Regions from separate parts of the Homo sapiens genome. Here all the other regions are linked to region 1. A link is a loop called in an ENCODE intact Hi-C map of the cell type or tissue named here. Cell type or tissue: PC-3. All regions are shown on one strand. Region 1 overlaps C7 (complement C7). Region 2 overlaps PLCXD3 (phosphatidylinositol specific phospholipase C X domain containing 3). Region 3 overlaps LOC105374739 (a long non-coding RNA gene).

Region 1 (8,000 bases):
ATTTATGTACTGAGAGTGGTTCTAGAGAAACAGAATTTCAAGGACAAGTTTTCTGATTTGGATCTGAGTTTAAAGATGCTAATGACTCTATTTCCAGTAGTAAAGAAAGCACTTACACACCATGGCATGAACTGGTAATAGAGATAAACGAAATATCTGCATTGGATATTTCTGATCAACCACTCATAAGAAGCAAGGAACTAGGCAACTAGCAGCATTTACTGGCACATGATAAGCACTACTGAAGTTTTAGCTTTAAATGTTAACATTGCTCTTTTCTGGTATTCAAGTCTTTGCATTACACATCTGAAGATTGAGGACCAGTGTTCTGTCTCAGAAGAGATGGTAATTCCAGCCTACGTTGCTGAGCTCCTGTATTAGATCTTTGAGGCACTGCTATTTCAATATGAGAGAAAAGTGTCTCCCCAGCATCTGCAGACACAATATATCTGATTTATAAATTTAGTTTGATCTCTTTGCATTACTTGCCAGGATTGCCAAAGGGCAAGCTTTTGAAGCAAAATTCCTCAGAAACCCACTGAATGAAGCAACAGTTTCACCCAAAAAATCACACCAGTTCACAGTCTCTACTACAGACTGAATATTTGTGTCACCCCACCCATTCATATGTTAAAGCTTTAATTCCCAATGCAATGGTATTTGGAGGTAGATTCTTTGGGGGATATTAGGTATAGATGAGGTCATGAGGGTGGGGCCCTTTTGATGATGTTAGTGCCCTGATAAGGAGAGTAAGAGACCAGAGCTCCCTCTTTGTCCACCATGTGAGGACACAGAGAAAAGGTGGCCATCTGCAAACTAGGAAGCAGGCCCCTGATAGACACTAAATTTGTCATCTTGGACTTTCCAGCCTACAGAACTGTGAAAAATAAATGTTGTTTAAGCCACCCAGTCTGTGGTATTCTGTTATAGAGACCTGAACCAACTAAGACAGTCCCCTCCTTTCTCCCATCTAAATTGGAAAGAATGTTTATTGCAAGATTATAATTCCCAGTATACATCCAAAAGAACTGTTAGCTCCAGTCACCTCCACTGTTAGAAGCAGGACTAGCAGTCTCTTCATAAGCCAAAGTCCCAAGATCAACTTTTCCAAAACTTAGGCCTATTTGTCAACATTGTTTAGATCTCAGTAATTGCTAAGCTTCCTCCTTAAGCCTTCTGGCTCCTTGTCTACCACAATTTTCAACTTCCCTACCCTCAATCAATGCTCCACAGGGAAGGTTACAGGAAACCTCCATCTATATTCAAAACAAGGAAGGAAGATAATTAGGAGGATCATACTACTCATGGAACAAAAGAAATGTCTTGCCTATTTAAGTCTATGCTGACATTTCATAATACTAGCACTCTAGCTATAGCAAGAAACCACCCCTACACGACTCATTTAACTATGCTGCTGTCTGGCAAGACACGACTAGCATACAATATCCGCAAGGTCTACAAGACAGTAAAGGGGCCAGTGCTAGAGTGAAACAGGATGAGCTCTACTCTGGGAGATAAAGAGATTTTTTAAGACTAGACTTTCTGCTAACTAGCTGTGAGACTGTGGAAAGTGACTGTAAAATGGACATTTTATTGAGCATATACAGCCAGTGTACTGAGCAATGAGGATAAGTCACTATTTTCACCAAGCTATAGGGGATTTGGGAACCAGATTTCCTCAAAAGTGCCTTTCTCTGCCACATTTAATGAATCTGTGCCCATGTCCATGCTAAACAGCCAATCATTACATTATTAAGAGACTCAAGATACTTTGGAAGGCTCATTATCATCATACCAAAGCTGCTTAATTCTATAGGGTCACAAGGGGGTCCAGTCAGTGGGCTTGAATACAGCTTTATATAATGCCTGACTTCAGGAGTTGCTCTTGGTGCTACCTGTGCAAAAAAGAGTTTCTGGACTTAGAGTTCAGTTGTGGCCCCTTATTAAATACTGTCATAATGCACACGTGGGTTGTATATGGCCTAATGATACACCAATCCTAAGCCTTTCATGTTAATCCATTTTCTCTTAGGGATGCCAGGCAAAACTTTTTCTTTAATAAGAAAATTATATTTTACTGTTGCTGAAAATTCCTTGACCTCTCTGTGTTCCCAGTTGACTAGGGCAGCTGATTATTTTGTAATAGACCCTCAAGCCAACATCGCATGTGCTTCGTTTTTCAGTCAATGTTTCTCTGTCTTGGACATCATTGATCTGCCGTATAACTAAGTCCCCTTCCCTGGAATTCAGTGCAAGTCTCCTCTCATAGAGATGCATGGAAATAACAGTGATAACAGAGCAGTTCCTATGTTTGTCTTTTCACAGGAAATTGTCCTCAGCCTATGAATTGAAAAGAACATTTTCATGTTTTCTTCTCTTGCCCACCTTCTCACCTCCAGCCCACCCCTTTCAAACAACGGCAGTCTTTCCATCTGGTCTTGTTAACCCCTGGCTGAGGAAGCAAATTTTTCTATGTGATTGATATCTTGAATGTAAATCTAGAGCTTTGCCTTCACAGCCTGACAGGAATAAATAAAAAGACAAATTGTAGGTGCTTTGGTTGTCACAGCAGGGGCTCCTATCATGGCATCAGCTTTCTCGTCCACAAATGTGTGAATGGCCTGAAAGTCCAAGGTAATTGAAAGGCAGGCATAAACCTGTTTTCTCAGACATTAATGGAAATTGCCTCCTACTGATGTCGCTTTTCTGGCTTAGTGTTCTGAGAAAGAAACAAGCCATTCTGTTTCTAACACAAGTATTGAGTACGCTTTAACTAGTCCATCAAGGAAGAAAAATCTCAGTGGACTGGTATGGCTACTCAGTTCTGCCAATCCCATACTAAGAATGGCCCAATTTATCTCTCTCTTTCTATCTCTCCTGCCTCCCCTTTTCTTTTCTCTTCTCTTCTTTGTCTATCCGCTCTACTTCAGAGAAGAGAAAGAGAAGTATTGGATACCCCTGAATACCCACTTCATCTTGTGCCCAAAGTATGCAATATCTTAAGTTTTCTTCAAGTTTATGATGATGACCACTTCCACTAGCTATTATGCTGTGAAAATAATCCAAATGCCTGTGGTGGGTGAGTATGTGTGTATAAGTGAGTAAGTTTGTGTGTATTATGTGTGAGTATGTGTGTATTATCTCCAAATAATCCAAATGCCTGTGGTGGGTGAGTATGTGTGTATAAGAAATGTGAATAGGAACATAAAGAAAATACAGAATAATGATAAACCATGGTGCCGTGGTTTGCATGTGTTTCCCAAAGTTCATGTGTTGGAAACTTAACCTCCAATGCACGTGTTGGGAGGCAAGCCTTCATAAGAAGTGATTAGGACATGAGGTCTCTGCTGCTATGAATGGATTGTGTTGTTGTAACGGGAATGGGTTAGTTATCATGAGGGTGCTTTTGTTATAAAAACGAGTTCAGCCCCTGCTTCCTCTTGCTCTCTCTTGCCCTTCCACGTTTTGCCATAGGATGATGCAGCATGAAGGCCCTGCCAGATGCCAGCACCATGCTCATGGACTTCCCAGCCTTCAGAACCAGCAGCCAAATAAATTTATGCTCATTATAAATTACCCAGTTGGTGATATTCTGTTATAACAGCATAAAACAGACTGAGACAGGACGGGTTCAAAAAATATTGATTAATACACATACCTTGACCGAAAGAAAAAGTGATTACTAATTGGACACATAAGTGGACACATAATAAGCCGGGCACATAAATGGACACATACTAGGCTGTTTCAGGGAATGCTGTATAAACCAGCTGCTCAGCACTTGCAGCTCTTAGCAGTTACAAAACAACTAGATGGTTCACAAGACTCATGTGAAGCTGAGATTAGCCATGATCTGCCCAGCAAAGAGGGCAACCCTCAATCAGATTAGCCAGTTACCTGGCTAGTTGCTAGGTAATCCAAAGTTCCGGGGGTCACTTGTCAGATTTCCTGCTTGGCACTCCACATCCCTACCATACCCTACCTGAATACGAAGAACCCTCCTTCTCTTTCAAGGTGATTACAAGTCATCCTGCACTGGGAAAGAAGGTTACATTAATAACAGTTTGAATGGGGCTCATTAAATCTCAGGGCTTAGAGAAGCAGCACTACTTTTGATCAATTAGGAAATACATAAGATGTCACAGGAAGGCACTTCTCAAAACGATTAGGAAATATTCTCAGGCACCTTCTCTGCCCAGGTAACTTGTAGCGTCCTCATGAGTGGTAAGCGATGATCTGTAGGATGTGCCTTGGCCTCCACATAGCTCCCTGAAGCTAGTGATGATTAATGCACCAGCCAATTTCCTTCTCTTTGTCTGTTCCTTCTGAGGGCCAAATGACTCTAATCTCAGCAATGCTTTCTGCCCTCTGCCTCCTCCAAGGCTCTATCCCCTTCTAACCCAGATGACCCTCACCTGATCTGAGGCACAGGAAAGGGCAGGAAGATGGAATTCTCACAGTCTTTATTCTTTTTCCATTTATTTTTGTGGTATAAAATCATTCCCTTAACTTTCCTCAAAGCCTCTCCATAGGTGTTCAAGAACTTATTTTGGAAGTTTCAAAACATTTTTAAAAATTTAATCTTAAAAATGACTTTCTCCTTGCTGACCTGCTGCGACAATCCTAATTCTCCACAGGCAATTGTGAATGCCTCTGTTGGACTAGAGGAAAGGTCAGCACAAGAATGTTCAGAAAAGAAAAGGAGGAAAAAAATACAGTATTTCAAGACAACACCTCTTCACGACAACATTCACTGCTCCTCTCCTTCTCCTCTCCTTGACTTCTCCTTCAATAACTCTGCTGAAATTCCTTTCTCAAACCTCTTAGTTACATCTACTCATTTCCTTTCTTTCAAACCTCAATCTCTGATGATATGTGATAATGCTGACCATATCCTCTGTATTATTTAGGAAGGGGGCATGGTGATACATAAGCGGTAGGAATCTAACTCCATACTAGCTTAAGCTAAGAGGAGAAATTATTGGAAGGATACTGAGGTATTTCCTTCCAAATGAATTACTTGTTCAACCTTTTGTCTCAGGGTCTGCATCCAGGCCTAGCATGTTCAAATGTGTCCTCCCATCCAGGGTAGAAATTAACTCTGTAATAACCGCTAACAAATGCAGTTGCAATGTCTGAATGTCATTGTTTTTAACCAATTGAAACCTGCCTCCTTGTAACTTCAACATATTATATCTGCATCTTCCCTTAGGGCACACTTTGATACAAAAAGCTAGATCTGGATCAGACATAAAACTTCAGGCAAGAACACATTAACCATTCATCATGAAAATCTTCTCTAAAATGAAACATCATACAAATGAAACAATTCTGAAGAATAGCATCTTTAATGAGTGTTCTAATCCTTGTCATCTGAAGTTTTGAAATATATTTACCAGGGTCAGAACAATACAGAGATAGTATTTGTATAATATAGCTTATTTTAAATTTCATTTAAGCCCTCTCATTTCTCCTCCCACAGCTGCTGTTTTGTTTTGATGAAAGAGAAATAAGGAATAAATAAAAGGTCAATGCTTCAAACTAATCTACCTGTGTACTCCCTGAAAACTCTGGGACTGTATCCACAGAATAGGGAAAACTATTCTCAAATGCACAGTCACTCATGCCTCAGGCATGAACTGATGTTCTTTCAAAAGAAAAAAGAACAGGGGCAAACTTCCAGTCCTATGTTTGACACATACTAAAACCCCAAAGAGAAGACTGAATTGTATTTGTTCTCAGACAAGACACCCCTGTGACCACAGCATAATGAATTCTGCTCTAACATTTTAGTGGTTCAATCTCCCGACAAGAGTAAGTATTCCAGCCAGGCGTGGTGGTTCATGTCTGTAATCCCAGCACTTTGGGAGGCCAAGGCAGGCGGATTACCTGAGGTCAGGAGTTGGAGACGAGCGTGGCCAACATGGTGAAACCCCATCTCTACTAAAAATGCAAAAATTAGCTGGGCGTGGTGGCGGGCACCTGTAATCCCAGCTGCTTGGGAAGCTGAGGCACAAGAATCGCTTGAACCCAGGAGGCGGAGGTTGCAGGGAGATGAGATCACCCCACTGCGCTCCAGCCTGGGCAACAAAGTGAGACTCTGTCTTAAAAAAATTAAAAAAAGAATAAGGAATTCCTATCTGTGGTGGTTGACTCTATAGGATGAAGTGTGAGATTACTACTCAGGATAGAAATAGTTTGTATCTGTCATTTTTGTTCAAGTCCTCTTTATATTTGGTTCCATTGAGGAAAACCACCCTCTCTAATCAGGAGATCACGTTCTTTCTGTTATCCTAGTCATTTTGTAGAGTGTGTTCTGGCCCATGGGCTGTGTCAATCATACTTAATAAAATGATAGGCCTGAATGGAGCATTCAAGTTTCTCTAGTGCAATCCTCTAATTTTACAGATTTTAAAAAACCAAGGCCCAGAGAAGGTAACACCTATTTCAAGAACACGCAGCCAGCCTGTGCAAAGGCTCATATCCTTACTGACATTAAAAAGGAGGCAAAAGAGTAATTCGATTCAGATTTGGGAGAACAAAGGATTGTGTTTATACAGATGGCTGGGAGTTGAGGAGGAAGGTAGACACTGGAGAAGAAGGAAAAGCTGTCCAGTGCCCAGTTGTGCAGATGTTTTCACTCAGCCCCAGCTGCCTGCTGGATTCCAAGCAAGCTGACCAGGGCCTCCAGGAGCCTACTGGGTTTCCGCAGCACAAGGCCTTATGCTGGTGACAGAGATGCTCTGCCCTCTGCATCTCAGAGCGCCCGCCTCACACTCAGACATCGTCTGCTCCTTGCCGTTCACTTCCACACAAATGCTAAACCCTTCTTCCTCGCACTCCGATGCTTCTCGGCAGACACATTTGCTGCTCTCAGCTGGAAAAGTAAGTGAAAGAGGCTTAATGGTACATTGTGGAGGTCGGGGAGTCAAAGAACATCACCTCCAAAGTAATAATGTGGTGATCAGAGCTGTAGAAGCTCCTGCCTGGAATGACATAATAAATTATCCCCTGGAAAAGCAGTAGGACCAGGAAATTGGGGCATTTTGCTCCACTCCAAAGAAATAGGTTTTGAGGTTGGTAGCAGGCTTTATATTGGTTAGACCACATGGGGTGGTTTTATCCAAGTCAAGAGCTCTTCAACTATCTCCTACATACATGCTGCTGTCCATATAAGCCAGCAACTGAGGTCAAATGAGAAGCCCTCAACAAAGAACCAAGTCAAGACTCAAACAAAGAGAGAGAGAAAAAAAGAGAACTTAACTTGCTTTGAGAGAGAGCATGGCATGCAAAAGGCTACAAATCCCAAAAAACAAACCAGAAATGAGTTAAGGAGGCAAGGAGTCTGTGCATGGAAAGTCCATGGTTGGAATACACCAGCCAGGAGTCTTCCAAAGATGAGTAACAAGGTCAGCCAGCAGACAATGGTGACCACCTAACCAAAAGTGACCCAGACATGGCTAGAGTCACATATGTATGTCATCAGTCTGTGCTGCAAACCTTGAGGGAGTGAGGGGACAGGTGCCAGCGGGTACAGGCCAGGAGGGCAGAGAGTGAAGAGACGACAGAGACCTTACAAGTCATAGAGTCCAGCTCCTAAATTTACAGATAGGGAAGCCCAGACAGTGACTTGGCTCTGGAGACCCAGCCATTCCACTTTCATAGTACTGCCCAAATCATGGGAGGTTTGCTGTGCTCTTGGGGGAGTTCAAGATCACTGTAAGTACTACTTAAACATAGTGTTAGCAAATATTGAATCACAACGTGAGAAAGTAACTTCTTCTTTTATTCTCTTCAAATCCGTCTGATTACTTCTAGAAGAAAGTGTCAGCTTGGTGCTAGTATGTTTTTAACACCCCTCTAACACTTGCTAAACTCACAGAGAAACAGCATAGTCAATGTTGGACCAGTATCTGGCTAGAGTCCACAACTTTATTTAGTTCCATTACATATAACTTTTATAGTTACCTAGTATTTATGGCAAGTGATACCTCCTTTTA
Region 2 (8,000 bases), 430 kb before region 1:
TAGGGGCAAATTACCTCAAATGTAGTATAAGAAGTTTCAAGCAGATAATAATATCCCTTCCTATTCTAAATTTTCTTGGCAATGTAGGGACTGCAAAATAAATCTCTTTTTTGGGGGAACTTTGAGTCACATTGAAGATATAACCTATTTACCTACTAAATGCAGAATGGAACTAAGTATCTAAGTGATTAGGATGCATAATAAGTGCTCTAAGAATTCAGAAATGGGCAACGTCATTGTGAACTAAATAGTCAGAGGAAACATATGGATCTGTCAATAAATTTCACCCCAACACAAGAGAGTCATTTCTTAGTGGATTTTCTAATCTAGATCCAGGATGACTATTGTATTCAAAGATGTACCAAAGTGGATGGCCTGTTTTGGAGCTATTCCAAAGAGCACACAGAGTATTTGCCAGTCTGGGACAAGGTTTCCTGAAAATGACTTACCCTTGAGACTGAGCTCAGCCACATCCCACAGTAAAATACAAAACTTCTGGGAGGTCTTGAAACACTCTTTTTAAAAAGTACAGAAAGAGCAGGGGATTCGGTGTTGAGAGGCTGGAATTCTAATCTCACCTGTCATTTAATTAGCTATACCTTGAATTTTTTAATCTAAAAATAATCTATGTCTTTGGTTTTACAATAGCATCCCCTTTTCCATAGGGGATACATTCCAAGATCCCCAGTGGATGCTTGAAATTATGAATAGTACCAAACCCTACATATAGTATGTTTTTTCCTATACCTACATCCCTGTGATAAAGTTTAATTTATAAATGAGACACAATAAGAAATTAACAACTAATAATAAAATGGAACAATTATAACAATATACCAGCATCATTATTCATGAGCTTTCAGGCCATTATCGCATAAAATAAGAGTTATTTAAACACAAGCCCAGTGACACCTTGACAGTTGATCTGATAACTGAGATGGTTTCTAAATGACTAAGGAGTGGGTAGTGTAGACTGTGTGAATACACTGGACAAAGGGATGACTCATGTCCCTGGCAGGACAGCAGGAGATTTCATCATGCTACTCAGAATGGTGCACAATTTAAAACTTATAAGTTGTTTATTTCTGGAATTTTCCATTTAACATTTTTGGGCTGTGATTGAGCATGGGTAACTGAAATTGCGGAAGGCAAAACTGCAAATAAGGGTTAAGTACTGTATTTGTAACAGGCTACTTATGCTTTTTTATTTGATTCAGAGATATTAGAGACACACAAATATAATAATCACCCTCCTATTCATCATACAGGTAAAGAAATAAAATATTCGCAGTACAATTAAAGACCACAGTAGAAGTGTCTTTCTTAATTAGTTACTTCTCTTTTTCCATCAAAAATAATGCCTACTCCACCAGCCTGACCAACATGGAGAAACCCTGTCTCTACTAAAAATGCAAAATTAGCCGAGCATGGTGGTGCATACCTATAATCCCAGCTACTGGTGAGGCGGAGGTTGCGGTGAGCCGAGATCGCGCCATTGCACTCCAGCCTGGGCAACAAGAGCGAAACTCCATCTCAAAAAAATAATAATAAATAATTAAAAAAAAAAAATGCCTACTCCCTCTCTTCCCCCATCCCAATCAAGAGCTAAGGCCAAGACAGACAAGTTGCTTTGAAAACTTCTTTTGGGGTATGGAAGCCTCAGTTTCACTGGGCTATAGTATAGTACAGCATGTGGGTCTTAGCTTTATGTGAATACTGCTTGGTTAGGCCCAGACCTTTCTACTGTGTATCTAAAAAAACTCAAAAGTCCTAGATTTTTGTATCAGTAAATATCATCAGAACCTCCAAGGCTTCAGGTCTGGCTTACCCACCTGGATTCTGTCTGCTCCTTGGTTTGGTTTTGACCCTTGAAAATTGCCCTTATGTTCTTACCAGCTCAGCGGTGCATTTTAAAAAATAAATATTTGAAAAACATATTTGTATCTTATGGGAGAATTTTTTTTTAAACTCTAGTTTGTCATATTTTAAGGTGCAGAATATAGGTGATTTTTATTGTACTGAGAATCAAAGCCTACTCACACTGGGAGATTAAAAGCCCTTCTTTCACCTCATAAGTGTGATGACCATTGCCTAAACTAGTAATAATAATAGAAACACTTTTATGACCAAGAAGCTAATCCAGTTAACCCATATCTCCTGTAATTCAAGCACATTGACTGTTAGAAACAAATAATGGAAAAGTGGAATAACAGTCTCTTTGGCAGGATTGGCCAGAAGTTTTCATTTAAAGTTCCTAAAGGCAAGGACCATTTTTTTGAAAACATTCACAAATTTATTGGGTTTGAGTTTATTGGGGCCAGAAGTAGTCATATTTATTTTTACATCTATCATAGTGTTTAGCAAATTTCCTGTTGCATTGCAGGTGTTCAATGCATGTTTGCTCATTTGATTTGAAATGACTCTTCCAAGTTCAGTGCAGAAACAAAATGGTTCTAATATTTCTTCTTGATTTGCCTGGTCTGACACTGCAATTGAGCCAGCTCGCAGCCATCCTTTCTTTGTGTTGTACAAAATTTATGACTTTCATGATCTAATCTTGGCATCATTCACTTGCAAAGTATTTGTTTGGTTTGTAGAAAAATAAGTAACTTGTAAGTAGGCAATTTAAAAAAAAATTATTTGCAATCTTCTGTGAACTGGTGGTAACTCTCAAGTTAAACATATAATTCTAGTAAGTGTAATACAATAAATGGCAGAGTTTATTATTATTCTTTGTTTTGTTTTGATCTCAACTTAGGATCATTAGAAAATTACTGGTTGTCATGTCGTTACTTCTTTTTTCCTTAAGAGACCAAACATGAGTAGGAATATAGAATGCAAATTTGACCACAATTTAAATCCAGTCTAAACAATTCCTACCAGAAGACAGTACAAATAGTTGAATTAAAGAAAGGCTTTACAGTTTTCCTTAAGAAGTAAAGCACTGTTAGAGATGTGTTTGTGTCTGTGTATACTCTAAATTGTATGTCACCAAGTCCAGACAATATCAAGTCCTTTTAGCATTAGGGGGTTCTTTGAGGTAAGATCTTGAGTGACTACAGATAAGAAGTAGAGGCTGACACAATAAAAGATAATGTAATAAAGATGTGAGACATTAAGGCTGAAACAAGAAATGCCTGTTTTCTGAGGCGGAGGGGTGCAGACTGAAAACAGTATGTGATTAGAAGGTCATTATCAAGGGCGAGTGGCAAAGGAGCACATTGCCACTGTAATTTCCCACTAACAGCTCTCATGTCCTTGACTTCTTTTAAGTTAGGTACACAACTCTGAGAAAAGACAGGAAGAAATAATGAAGTAAAGGTAAAGAAAGGGTGTAAGTCACCTCCTAATAAATGAGACTACTGAATTTCTGAGAATTTATTATAAAAGATATAGGAAGAGTTTCATTTCGGTATAATTAATAAAAGAGATAACTCGAAACACATACTTATAAAGGAATTGTTAAAGTATTTATTAGCATATACGGCACAATGCAATCATTTAAACAATGTTTGAAGACTATGTAATACTACGGAAAAACATTGATGTTGTAACCCAATGCATTTGGTATATATTTTTTTCCTAAAGAGACCAAACATGAGTAAGAATATAGAGTATAAATTTGACCACGATTTGAATCCAGTCTAAACAGTTCCTATCAGAAGACAATATAAACAGTTCAGTGTATTAAAAAGGCCTAAAAAAATTCCTTAAGAAGTAAAACAATTGTTAGAAATGTGATTGTGTCTGTGTGTGCTCTAAATGGTGCAGCTATACATACATACAGATAGATAGATATGGATATATATGGATACATATATATATATGGATACATATATATGGATACATATATATGGAGATATATATATGGATACATATATATGGAGATATATATATGGATACATATATATGGAGATATATATATGGATACATATATATGGAGATATATATATGGATATCAATATGGACATATATATATCCATGATCAATACTCTATATGACCAAAACTATTATAAAAATATTATAAATTATAAATTATAAAATTATAAAATATAAAATTATAAAAATATTATTTGGAGTAAGGAGTTTGGGAATGTTTGCATGCCATGTAAGATTTATAAGACCAAATATCATGTAGCATGAAGGTGATACTATTCAGAATCATCTTATGATGGGCTCAACTTGGTACCTACATTCTAGTTTTTAGAAACCAGTTTGTTTGTTTGTGCCAGTTTTATAAACATTTCTTATTATCCCAGCTCTGCTGTGAGATTGGAGAGCAAAAGGAAATATATTCTCTACATATCCAGATCTCAAATCCCAAGGCTAGAGGAAGAGAAAGGGAGACTGGAAGGAAGAGCAAAGAAATAATCCCCAACCCTCAAACACTCCCTTGATAAAGAAAAGATCCAGCTATTGGCAAGAAGTGGTGTTTGGTGAGGGCATCATAGAATCAAAGGCTGGTATTTCAAGGAGATGTTATTTCTGTAGCACAAACATGATTAAGGGTAATGTTGTGTTATTTCAGATTTTCTTTATTCATAAAAGGAAAAGAAATAGTGCCAGACATACAAGAACAAAGGTAAATAGGCTTCAGAGGCCTTCTTGGTTCTCAAATCTAAGAGAATTTAATAATTAGACTGTTTATTTGCCAGGTTTTGTATTTGTTTTCTTCTTAGAGGGAAAACACAATCGAGTCATTGTCTTTCAGAATAGTTGGTTTTAGTGATATGGACTTGTTTTTATCTAATCTGCCCTCCCCCATTTGCCCAGGCTATGTGTTCTGTCTTCCCACATAAGAGCTGCTCCTGTGGTTACATATACTCAAGACTGCCCCAAACTGCAGGGTCTGCCACCACCAGGAGGCTCCAGTGGAGAAATCGGGGGAGAAGGTGGCATAAAAAAGATATCAACGTCTTATACAATTAGCTGCTACAGAGGAATAGGGAAGATGTGGCTGACTGTGTGGCAACCACATTTCCTTTCCCAACTTTCTTTTCTTATGCTGCACGTTACCTCTATATGGCACTGACTTTTGTTTGCTTCTCTTTCAACCGCTGCTGTTGATGCTCAGTTTTAGGTCCTTGTCACAAGGATAAAACTGCTGGGAAAAAAGGTGGCCATAAAGTGAGGTGCCCTACACTTGAGCCTCCTTCAGATGGCCTGGGTAGAAGGACAGCTGTCAGTGCTGAGCCTGGATATCAGAACATACAGTAATAGTAAGAATCTGAAACGGCACATGTGTAAGGAGCAGAGCCTTCCAGAATTGGCAGGGCTTGGCATTGCGACATCCGGTACAGGAAATTCACGGTCCAGGGAATCATAAAAGGAGCTGGGGGGCGGGGGACGGGCACAGCGGCTCACACCTGTAATCCCAGCACTTTGGGAGGTTGAAGTGGGCAGATCACGAGGTCAGGAGATCAAGACCATACCGGCCAACATGGTGAAACCCCATCTCTACTAAAAATACAAAAAAAAAATTAGCCAGGCGTGGGGGCGCACGCCTGTAGTCCCAGCTACTCAGGAGGCTGAGGCAGGAGAATTGCTTGAACCCAGGAGGCGGAGGCTGCAGTGAGCCGAGATCACGCCACTGTACTCCAGCCTGGGCAACAGAGTGAGACTCCGTCTCAAAAAAAAAAAAAAAAGATAAATAAAAGGAGGGGGGCTTTAGAAGACATTAATCTATCTAAAGTACCCCAGAGGCTGTGGCAGTATTTTCTTTGAGTTAGTTCTGAGAGCTTATGACAACCATGTTGTTTGTAATCTCTCAGTATAATTCTTATTAATTCTTTCATTCATTCATTCATTTGGTGAAAACCTACTCTGTGCCAGGCACTTAGTTCTCAGTGTTAATAATGTAGAAATTGTAATTCATGGTGATAATAAAAGTTAATACTTCTTGAATATTGTCTGCATAATTTGTGTTTACTGCTTATCACTTATTTTATAATCTTTATAAGTAGTGATATCAGTCCTATTTATAGATGAGGATGTTGAGGTTTAGTGAAATGAAAATATATTATTTCATGCAACAAATATTTAGGGAACATCTTTCATGTACTAGTGGCAGTGCCTTTTGTTGAGGGCACAATAGCGAACAAGACAGATTCTATACTAATTCTCATGGAATTTAAATGCTAGTGGGGAGAGATAGACAACAAGCAAATATGCAACTAAATAAAATGAAACTTGAAGCTAGTGATAAACTCTATGAAGAAAATATCACTAGATCATGTGATACAGACTAACAGGCAGCAGGGGAGGGTTGGATGAGTTAGATACTTTAGATACGAGGTTTATTTAAGAAGATGACATTTAAACTGAGACTTGAATGAAAAGGTGCTAGCCATGCACACAATGAGGGGCAGAGTATCGCAGGCAGTGGGATTACCAAGTGCAGGGGCTAAGCTGAAATGAGCTTAGTATATTTGATAAGCTCAAAAAAGCCTGCTGTGGCTGGAGCCCAGCCAGCAAAGGGAGAGTGATCCATTTTGTGACCTTAGCACCCTGGGCTTAAGGCTGCTCAAGGCTCCCGATAATCCAGTTTCTCCAGCTTCATAGGTCATCTTTGGGGGCAGTGAATAGGAAAAGAACTAGACAGTTTCCTGTACAAAACAGATTTTTTAATGTTTTCTTGTAAATAAAGCATATCTTTCCCTTAGGTCAAGACTGTCTTGTCCTCCTTGGGCTGTTCAGGCTCTTGGAGGCTAAGGCAAAATAATGACACAAGCAACTGGGTTCACTTCTGGTTCTCTCCCAAGTTGTTTGCCAACAGACATGTCCTTTTTGGATTCTTCTCTGTGTTCTGCTAAAATAGCCAAGGCAATAGTGTTAATAAAATCTGCTCTTTTTCTTCCTCATCTTTGCCACATCTCTGTTATGGACACTTTCCTCCCCCATCTTTCTTATTATTTAGTCATCCTTGATTCATCCTTCTCCCTGACTCACTACATTTGGAAGGGTGATCGTTACAAATGTAGAAATATATACATTTGAAAATGCAGCTTGGTGGCCTCAAGGGTAAGAGGAATTAGGCTTACTTATGCGACACCGTATTCTTATGGCCACAGACTTGTGTTTGACTTCTTAATAAAGATGTGCGGATTGACTTCCAGAGTTCTTCTTATGAGTATTAATAACTAAATAACCTCAGACAGTTTATTAAAATAAAATTAATCACAAAACTTATTAATAAATGTTCTGTCAACCTTTTTGTTTTAAAAAAAAGTTTAGTTCAGATTTTTTTATATGTGACAGGAAAGTATTCAACCAACAACACAGGTGTTGTGACATCTCCCAAAACTTAGAATGTCCTCATATAATCACAACTCAGATCAGATAAGCAGAAGTATGTGTGTCAACATGTATGTGTGTTTGTGTATATGCATATGTGTGTATGTGTCAGAAAAGAGACTGAGAGTGGAAGCACAGGAAACTCAGGGCTCAGGAAAGAAGGCAATGTAATGAGTAGTTGATGAGCAAGAAGATGTCTGTATTACCTTAATACCTCACATTCAAAGTGTGGGCCTTGAAAGAGCAGCATTGGTAATACCTGGGTCTCTTATAATTCTTTTTCTGGAAGCCCTGCTGATAATCTTTAAAAATAAATTCATATGAGAAAGAGACTTAATAGTTTCACCATGGATGGCAATGGGAGCAAGCTCTTTTTTTCTGCCTCTTGATCTGAATAATCTGAATATTGATGCTGTTAAATGATTCGTTGTCAGCTCATCTACTGGTTTAAAGAAATGACCCAGCAAGTTGATTAAAATTGTGATGAATACTGAACTTCTCTACTCCTCAGAGTCATCAGTAAAATAGGACTTCTCAAATTTAGCATCTTGAATATTGGATCAAAAGACTTAAATAAGGAAACCAACTTTCTTTACATGAGCTCACTGTAAGATGTACTGAGGAGGAGGCTTTACACAATATGAAAGATACAGATTTGCCCAAAGAGAAATCACAGCATGACTATCTTGATGCTTTCTTTAGAAAAG
Region 3 (8,000 bases), 130 kb before region 1:
AGCCGGTCAGGATAGGGCCCCAAAGAATGTCCCGGGGGCTGAAGGGTGACTACCAAGCAATGGTCAGGTAGCAGACGACAGGGAGGGGAAAATTTCCTAACAAACAAGAGACACCTTGAACTTGTGAGCAACAACTTCCCGATATGAACTTAAAATGGCAGACGTTGACCTTCCTCTGGGACATGTCCAGGCATGCACATGTCTGTAAGGAGCAAACTGGCGGAGTTTGACTCATATATGACCTTCCTCTGGGGGCGCTACACTGGTATGGGAAAATTGCCCTAGGGGAGCAAGCCCATAACTTCAACTACCAAAGGGTGCATGCAGACCCTCCCAGATACTGAGGCAACACTGTGCTTGCCGCCAGTGGCCAACAGCCTGCCTGGGGGAGGGATGACTAGAAGAGTCTGGGGAAAAAAGCCAGTAAATAGTAAATCTGTAAGAGCCCCGAGCTAACAATCAGGCAGGGCACTCAATCTTTTGAGCTGCACTCTTGGTTCCTTACAAGTGTACTTTTTTTTTTTTTTTTTTTTTTTTTGCTTCATTAAACTCTCGTTTCTGCCTTAAATCTACTTCTGTCTCTTGGCCAAATTCTTTCTCCCAAGAAGAGAAGAATTGAGGACTGTGGACCCTGCACGGAGTCCCCAGTGGTAACAGAACCAGTGGGATCTTTGGTTGTGAAGAGTGGGAGGCTAAAACATTAAGCTGAAGCCTCAGAAAAGCAGACAGGGCTTTCCTGTACTTTCCTAGTGCTTAACAGCAAAAAGTCTGGGAGGAAAATCACAAGAGTTGGAGGCCTTCGGCCAGGCACCGTAGCTCACACCTGAAATCTCAGCACTTTGGGAGGCCAAGAGGGGGTGGGTCACCCGAGGTTAGGAATTCAAGACCAACCTAGCCAACATGGTGAAACCCCGTCTCTACTAAAAATACAAAAATTACCTGGGTGTGGTAATGGGCGCCTGTAATCCCAGCTACTTGGGAGGCTCAGGAGTCTGAGGCAGGAGAATTGCTTGAACCCAGGAGGTGGAGGATGCAGTGAGCCGAGATTGAGCCACTGCATTCTAGCCTGGGTGACAGAGGGAGACTTCGTCTCAAAAAAAAAAAAAAAGAGAAAAAGAAAAAAAGAAAAAAGTTAGAGCCCTGAGAGAGTGATGAAATAACTCTGGTGGTTTCCATTCACTTTTTCACAAGGGCATTTGCCAATATGGGAGTGTCAGCAAATCTAGAGGCTGAGAATCCAAGCTGGGTCCCCACCAAAGAGCTATTGCTGGGGACAGAAAAGCCAGCAGAGCTGGCAGTTTTACAGGGCAGGAGTGACAAAAATGAAGACTTCTGGGGCATCATTATAAAGTAAGTCATTTTCTTAAGACATCTGCCAATGCTGAAGGTACATGGGGTAGGCTAAAGAGTGAAGTCAAAACCTCTCCGAAGATCTAAAATTAGACTGGTGATGGCTGCAGCACAACTCTGTAAATACACTAAAAACCATTGTACACTCAAAATAGGTGAATGTAATCGTTTGTAAATTATTTCTCAATAAAGTTGCTTTTAAAAAAAGGTCTCAAAATCAGAGTGGAAATTCTTACCATGTTTCACCACTGAGAAGAAATCCCAAAGACTCTTTGATGAAAAACCCTGGAGGACCAAGCCCTAAGAACAAGGGCGAACTAGAAATATACTGCAACCCAGCCTCAACCCATCACAGTCCAGGTGATAGACTCCACACCCTATCTGCCCAGTGAAAGGAAGAGTTGAAATTCCCTGGTGGGTAATAACATCAACTGGAACTTCTACTTTTTTTAAATGTATAATACTTGATATTTAAAATTACTAGGCATGTAAAGAGACAGGAGCATATAAGAGTTGTGTAACCAATAACTAAAAGAAACAAATTGGACAATAAATGCAGACCATCTTGTCATGTAACTCAAATATTAGTTAAGAAACAGGGAATTGTCAGGGCAACGTGGTTGGTGGGCACATGGTGCCTGTATACCTCCAGAGGTAGCGGGCTGTCACGGTCTGCTGTCTGCCTCTACGAGCTTAGGTGAGTGCCCCTGGGCACCTCCGGGGGACCGAGGCCGAATGTGGTCCCTGGTGGTGGAAAGCGGGGGCCTGCCTAGGGTTCCAGTGCCTGGCCCATAGCCTTAGGTCCTGGATTCTCCCTTGGCCCCACAGCCTCATGGAAGCTGAGGTCCTGGGGTTCTGGCCTCTGTTGCATTATTATTTCTCTAGAACAATTTTCATTTTTAAATTTTATAAAGCACTCTCACCTGTGTGATCTCCTCTGGGTTTCTTTCTTTTTGTAGAGACGGGGGTCTCACTTTGTTGCCCAGGCTGGTCTCAAACTCCTGGCCTCAAGGGATCCTCCCTCCTTGGCCTCTAAAAATGCTGGGATGACAGGTGTGAGCCACCGCAACTGGCTGCCTCCGAGTTTCGAACCTCATTGGCCTTCCAGCCCATTTAAGCTGTTGGGCCTAGACTCGGGAAAGGTTTGTTGAATGGGGAACAAAGAAGTGAATTCCTTCATTTTACAAACATTTCCTAAGCAACCACTCAGTGCTAGGTGCTGTGCCAGCACAGAAAAGACATGGTGCCCAAAGCTTGGAGCCACCACACAAGGCAGTATGGAAGTACAGAGGAGAGAAAGAAAGCTTCCTTAGACCCATTGCTTGCTGTATTCTCCCTTGTACTTGCCCGACATATACTGTATTTACTGGATTGTTTATTGACTTCCCTACCAGGCATTCAACTTTATTCACTGCCGTGTATCCTTAGTGCCTAGAAGAGTGCTTGGAACATGATTCATCGATTCCAGGCAAATCAGAGGAACAAGCATCATGAACAGAATTTATGTAGAATATGCTATTATGCTGAAGCATAATTGTTGTTTCAGAAGTCCAGCATTGCTGTGGGTATAGCTCAAGGGTAGAGCATTTGACTGCAGAAGTGCAGCATCGAGTACACTTAACAATAAAGAATATATTAAATTCTTTCCAAAATCGGCCAGGCATGGTGGCTCATGCCTGCAATCCTAGCACTTTGGGAGACCAAGGCAGGCAGATCGTGACATCAAGAGATCAAGACCATCCTGGCCAACATGGCAAAATCCCGTCTCTACTAAAAATATGAAAATTAGCCGGCCGTGGTGGCACATGCCTGTAGTCCCAGTTACTCTTGAGGCTGAGGCAGGAGAATTGCTTGAACCGGGAGGAAGAGGTTGCAGTGAGCTGAGACCGTGCCACTGCACTCCAGCCTGGCGATGGCACGTGACTCTGTCTCAAAAAAAAAAAAAATTCTTTCCAAAATCAAAAAAAAAAAAAAGAAATAGGACATTAAAATACCTATGATTATTATGTTCCAGACTATTAAAAAAAAAAGAAGAAGGAAATAAGGCTAATGTAGCTAGACCATATAAGCAAGTGAGATACAAGACTAAAGAAATAGGCAAGAGTTGATCATGTAGAGCCTTCTAGGTCATGGTAAAAAATATATATATTTTTTTTAATTCTAAGTCATGGTTTTAAGTAAGAAAGTAAAATAACCCAGTTTACATTTTAAAAAGCAGAATCAAGAAAACCATGTAAGGAGCTGTAACTCTTATCTAGGTGAGAGATGATGGTACTTTGGACTGGGATTGTTGTAGAGGATTCAAAATATATTTTGGAGGTAGAACCAACACGACTTTCTGATGGATTGAATGTAATTGACTGGAAAAAGAAAGCCATCAAAGGTAACTCTCAGGTTGCTGGTTCAGCAAGATGTAGTAGATTGGTAGTAAAATAGAATAGGAAGCAAAAGGAAAGTCCCACTGAAGTTCAGAGGTTTTCCTAAGATTACTAACTAGCTAGTAGCAAAACAAGGACTAGAGGCCGGGCGTGGTGGCACATGCCTATAATCCCAGCACTTCAGAAGGCCAAGGCAGGTGGATCACTTGAGGTTGGAAGTTCGAGACCAGACTGGCCAATATGGTGAAATCCCGTCTCTACTAAAAATACAAAAATTAGCCAGGCTTAGTGGCATGCACCTGTAGTCCCAGCTACTCAGGAGGCTGAGGCAGGAGAATCACTTGTACCCAGGAAGTGGAGGTTACAGTGAGCCGAGTTTATGCCATTGCACTTCAGCCTGGGCTTCGCACCAAGAATATGTCACAAAAAAAAAACAAAAAAAAAAAAACAAGGACTAGAATATAGGTCTCCTGACTCTTAGTCCAGTACTCTCTAGCATACTAAATTAACTTTTCTTTAGGAATTGTGTTCAGTAGTATTACATCTGTACGTATTTTAAAGACAACACACACGAAGAATTTGCGTTTAGAAGTCCAGTTTCCAAGCGTGGTCAACTAACTAATTCTGTGGCTTTCAACATAGGTAGCAAATGAAAATGTTTTCAGAGATAGGAAACCTAAGATGGATAAAGATCAAGTTGTATGATGATAGAGAATGGGGTGGGGGCATCCTTTGATGAACCTGCAGTGTATATACCACCAGGAGGCATCCAAATTCAATTTTTAAAATATTTTCAACCACTTTCTTGGTGAAACTAAAACAGATTATTATATACAGTTTACCTGCTAATTAGATGCAAATATGTTTGGTACCATGTTATTTTGCCTTTGAGCATAAGCAAAAGATAGGCAATTCCTGTCTAAGTACTCTCTTTTTGCTTAACCACTTATTGAAAATGGCAATGTGTTTCTTTTTCCTTTTTTTTTTTTTTTTTCTTTTTGAGACAGAGCCTCACTCTGTCACCCAGGCTGGAGTGCAGTGGCTCAATCTCAGCTTACTGCAACCTTCCCCTCCTGGGTTCAAGCGATTCTCCGGCCTCAGCCTCCCTAGTAGCCGGGATTACAGGCGTGCACAATCATGCCCAGCTAATTTTTGTATTTTTAGTAGAGATGGGGTTTCTCCATGTTGGCCAATCTGGTCTCAAACTCCTGACCTCAGGTGATCCACCTGCCTTTGCCTCCCAAAGTGCTGGGATTATAGGCATGAGCCACTGCACCCGGGCGGCAATGTGTTTCTAATTACATGAATATTTATATTTAAAATAGAAGTCCAAATTTTATTCCATAAACGAAGAACTAAAAGAGGGCCACACCTAGCTGAACTAATGATCAAAATGTATTGCAATGCAGGGATTATGATTAATACAATACTTTACAACTAAAATCCAAATTAATTAATGGGATTATCTTGCCTGATACATTTATTTTTCCCTAAAGATATGATGCTAGGAATCCTCAACCTCATCACAGAGGGAAGAAACAATAGAAAGAGGAAGAAAAGGATGAACACAAAGAAGAAGCTGCCAGCAATTTTATCATATGGGTATTTAACAAGAAACCTTTGGGGAAAAAAATTGACACAGAAGAAACTATTTTACATCTATTCCATGAAATTACTTTTGCTTAAAGAAAATGTTTAATTGTTTATGTTTCAGTTGGGAAGCCATCCAGCTAAAATATTTCTTAACAGTTTGTAATTTCTAAATATATTAATATAGAACCAAATTTAGCAGGGATCCATGTACTTGCCTTTGACTAAATGCCTGGATTATATGCTTAATTCTTAACTTATTCTTAATTTGTAATTCAGAAATTACAAAACTGTCAAGAAATATTTTAGCTGGATGGCTTCCCAACTGAATTTGGTAGCTTGCCCCCTTCTGCTTACAAAAATATATGAGTGTACACCAAAATTGTGCGCATATAAGAAATCAAACACTGACTTTACAATAATTCATATTAAAAAATCTGAGACTTTTAGGTGATGACAAGCTTAGTGTGAACCAATACTGCAATAATTACCACTATTACTTCTACTGTTACTACTGTTTCCACTGATAATAATAGCAATATTTGATTCTAGTCAAAGTAGTATTATAAGATTACCCATTAAATAAACAACTTTATTATCTACCCATAGCAATGACAAAATATGTGCATATATTTTGGAAGTTGTATTTGTGCTTAAGATGATATTAACTAGACATTCATAAATCAGAAATAATTAAGTTGGGTTAGGACCCCAGACCACGTGAGCTTCCAGATCAATCCAGAACAAATATGTAGGTGATCAATTTCTAGGTGGTTGATTAGAAACCATAAACCCCAAACACATTTTAGACATCAGGGTGAGTTTTGTAACATGAATCCAGTGGTGACCGGGGCTCCTTGCCATGGCCAAAGTCTTTATAAAAAGGTCCATCCATGCTAGAGAGAGTATCAACAGTTAAGATTCCAAACTTGGGTCAAGCAAACCTGCTGACTTAGGAAATGACTCTCATAATGCTTCAGGATCACACACCCATGCCACCAAAATAAGGTCTGATTCCAAGCTGAGGATTTCAGCACACTGGGCAAAGGCAGTTGTAACATACAAACATAGAGATATGTGCAGGGAAAAAGGAGGGAAAAACACATACATGTGTACATAAACATACACATAAATTCTACACAAGATGAACCTGGAAATGAAAATTTCCAAGCGCATGAGAACAATGAGCATCATAAAGATCAAAAGACAGGAGAAATTACTCTAGAATAATAGCAAATATTAAAGCATTCTTCTAAGAGGGACTTTAAAATCCTCTAGTTATGAGGAGGAGGAAAAGAAATATAATAAAAATGATAACAATATTGACACAAAATAATGGCAGCTAAAATATATTGAGTACTTTTGTCACTAAAGTTGACTGACTTATTTAATACAACAAATCACTGAGGAAAATATAGGGGGAAACGGCAATTTTTGCCTGAGCACCATTAAATCACTGAAACTCTACTTAGCTTCTCAATTTCTAGACACTGGCATTAGCAAACACCTTAAGAGAAAAAAAAAATGCTGCCAAATGCTGGAGATTCCTTTGTGGACTTCCCTTCACCCCCCTGAGTCTTACTCTCATTTCCAAAAGTAAAATCAATAATTATGGAGCAAAGACAGGAAGATATGAATCAAGAATAAGTAGAGCTAGAGGAAAACTAAAATCATAGAAATGAAAAATACAATCACTGAAACAAGAAAGGTTAGGATAAAAATCCAACTGATGAGAGAATTGGTGAACTGGAGGATAGTAGTTAGGAATGTACCCAAAACAAAATATAGAGGATAAAGAAAAAAAAAAACTTAGAGATACGAAATAAGGAGAATAGATTAAGAAACTCCAACATATACCTCATAATTGTTCCCAAATGAAAGAACAGAGAACATGGTTGAAAATTTTGCTGAATTAAAGAAAAACAGAAGTCATCAGGAGGAAAATTATTGGTGCACAACAGAACAAATTAAAGTAAATCCACACCGCTGAGTTGTATTGTGGTAAGAGTGATGTTTCCATGGAGCTGCACACTGCTCTGAGTGCTTCACATAGGAATCTGCTTCTGGCAACAGGTTTTTCAGATTATCCTTCCAACTGAGAACAACTCAGAAGTATGGAATTTTTTTTTAGTTTATGTAAAAGCATAAGAAAAGTCCCAAGAAAGTGAAGATCTGGGGTGCCACCGTCTAAGCAGAGGAAAGAGGCCCAGAGAGCTAAGCTCTTCCCCTTAAGGGAATTGCCAACTCTGAAAATGGCAGCTGAGGGCCGAGAAGCTGAGCGGAGCTTTACAGCAATTCATGAGGCTACAAAAATTTGAGTTCAATGATCACACACAAAGAAGATCCCTAAGAAATACCACATGGTTTTGATTGAAATTTTATAGAGCTACACCCTAGGAATAATGCTGAACTAGAATTAAACCACATGTAGGTTCATCATGGTCAAGCAGTTAAAAACCAGACAGAAAAAAAACAAAATAAAAAACAAAAACAAAATAAAAAACAAAAACAAAAACTTGAAAGCTGTAAAGCAAAAAAAAAAAAAAAAAAAAAAAAAAAAAAAAAAAAACCCTTCAAAGGAATTAACCTTTTAATTAACAAATTAACCTCACAGCTGATTTCTAGACAGAACTAGTAGAAGCCAAAGACAATAAAATTATATTTTGAAAGAACATAAAGAAA

What was found. Peaks named below come from ENCODE experiments on the same cell type or tissue, not always from the same donor. Only the 100,000 strongest peaks of a DNase experiment are listed, where the experiment ranks them.
Region 2: it touches region 1 in a loop (2.8-fold over the local background); 2 of 110 quality-filtered maps call a loop at or near these places.
Region 3: it touches region 1 in a loop (2.8-fold over the local background); 2 of 110 quality-filtered maps call a loop at or near these places.

What each region holds. Positions count from the first base shown.
Region 1 is chr5:40,980,269-40,988,268 of GRCh38, reverse strand. C7 (complement C7) reads right to left here. Exons shown (of 18, transcript NM_000587.4): 18 at 3,626-6,877. The coding sequence ends at 6,696. Among named protein-coding and RNA genes, the nearest start is that of C7, 75 kb to the right of the region's middle. In PC-3, no CTCF peak of the experiment used is centred here; DNase peaks (open chromatin) are centred at 3,148 and 4,288; H3K27ac peaks cover 2,451 bases.
Region 2 is chr5:41,407,787-41,415,786 of GRCh38, reverse strand. All of the region lies in intron 1 of PLCXD3 (phosphatidylinositol specific phospholipase C X domain containing 3), which reads left to right. It overlaps LOC105374740 (a long non-coding RNA gene), which reads right to left. Exons shown (of 2, transcript XR_925950.3): 2 at 6,602-6,808. Among named protein-coding and RNA genes, the nearest start is that of PLCXD3, 99 kb to the left of the region's middle. In PC-3, a CTCF peak has its summit at 4,851 (motif pointing right); DNase peaks (open chromatin) are centred at 376, 1,036 and 6,946; H3K4me3 peaks cover 156 bases; H3K27ac peaks cover 5,105 bases.
Region 3 is chr5:41,114,867-41,122,866 of GRCh38, reverse strand. The region is part of intron 5 of LOC105374739 (a long non-coding RNA gene); the gene reads right to left. Among named protein-coding and RNA genes, the nearest start is that of MROH2B, 48 kb to the right of the region's middle. RefSeq lists enhancers at 1-106, 107-608, 1-857. In PC-3, a CTCF peak has its summit at 4,481 (motif pointing right); no DNase peak of the experiment used is centred here.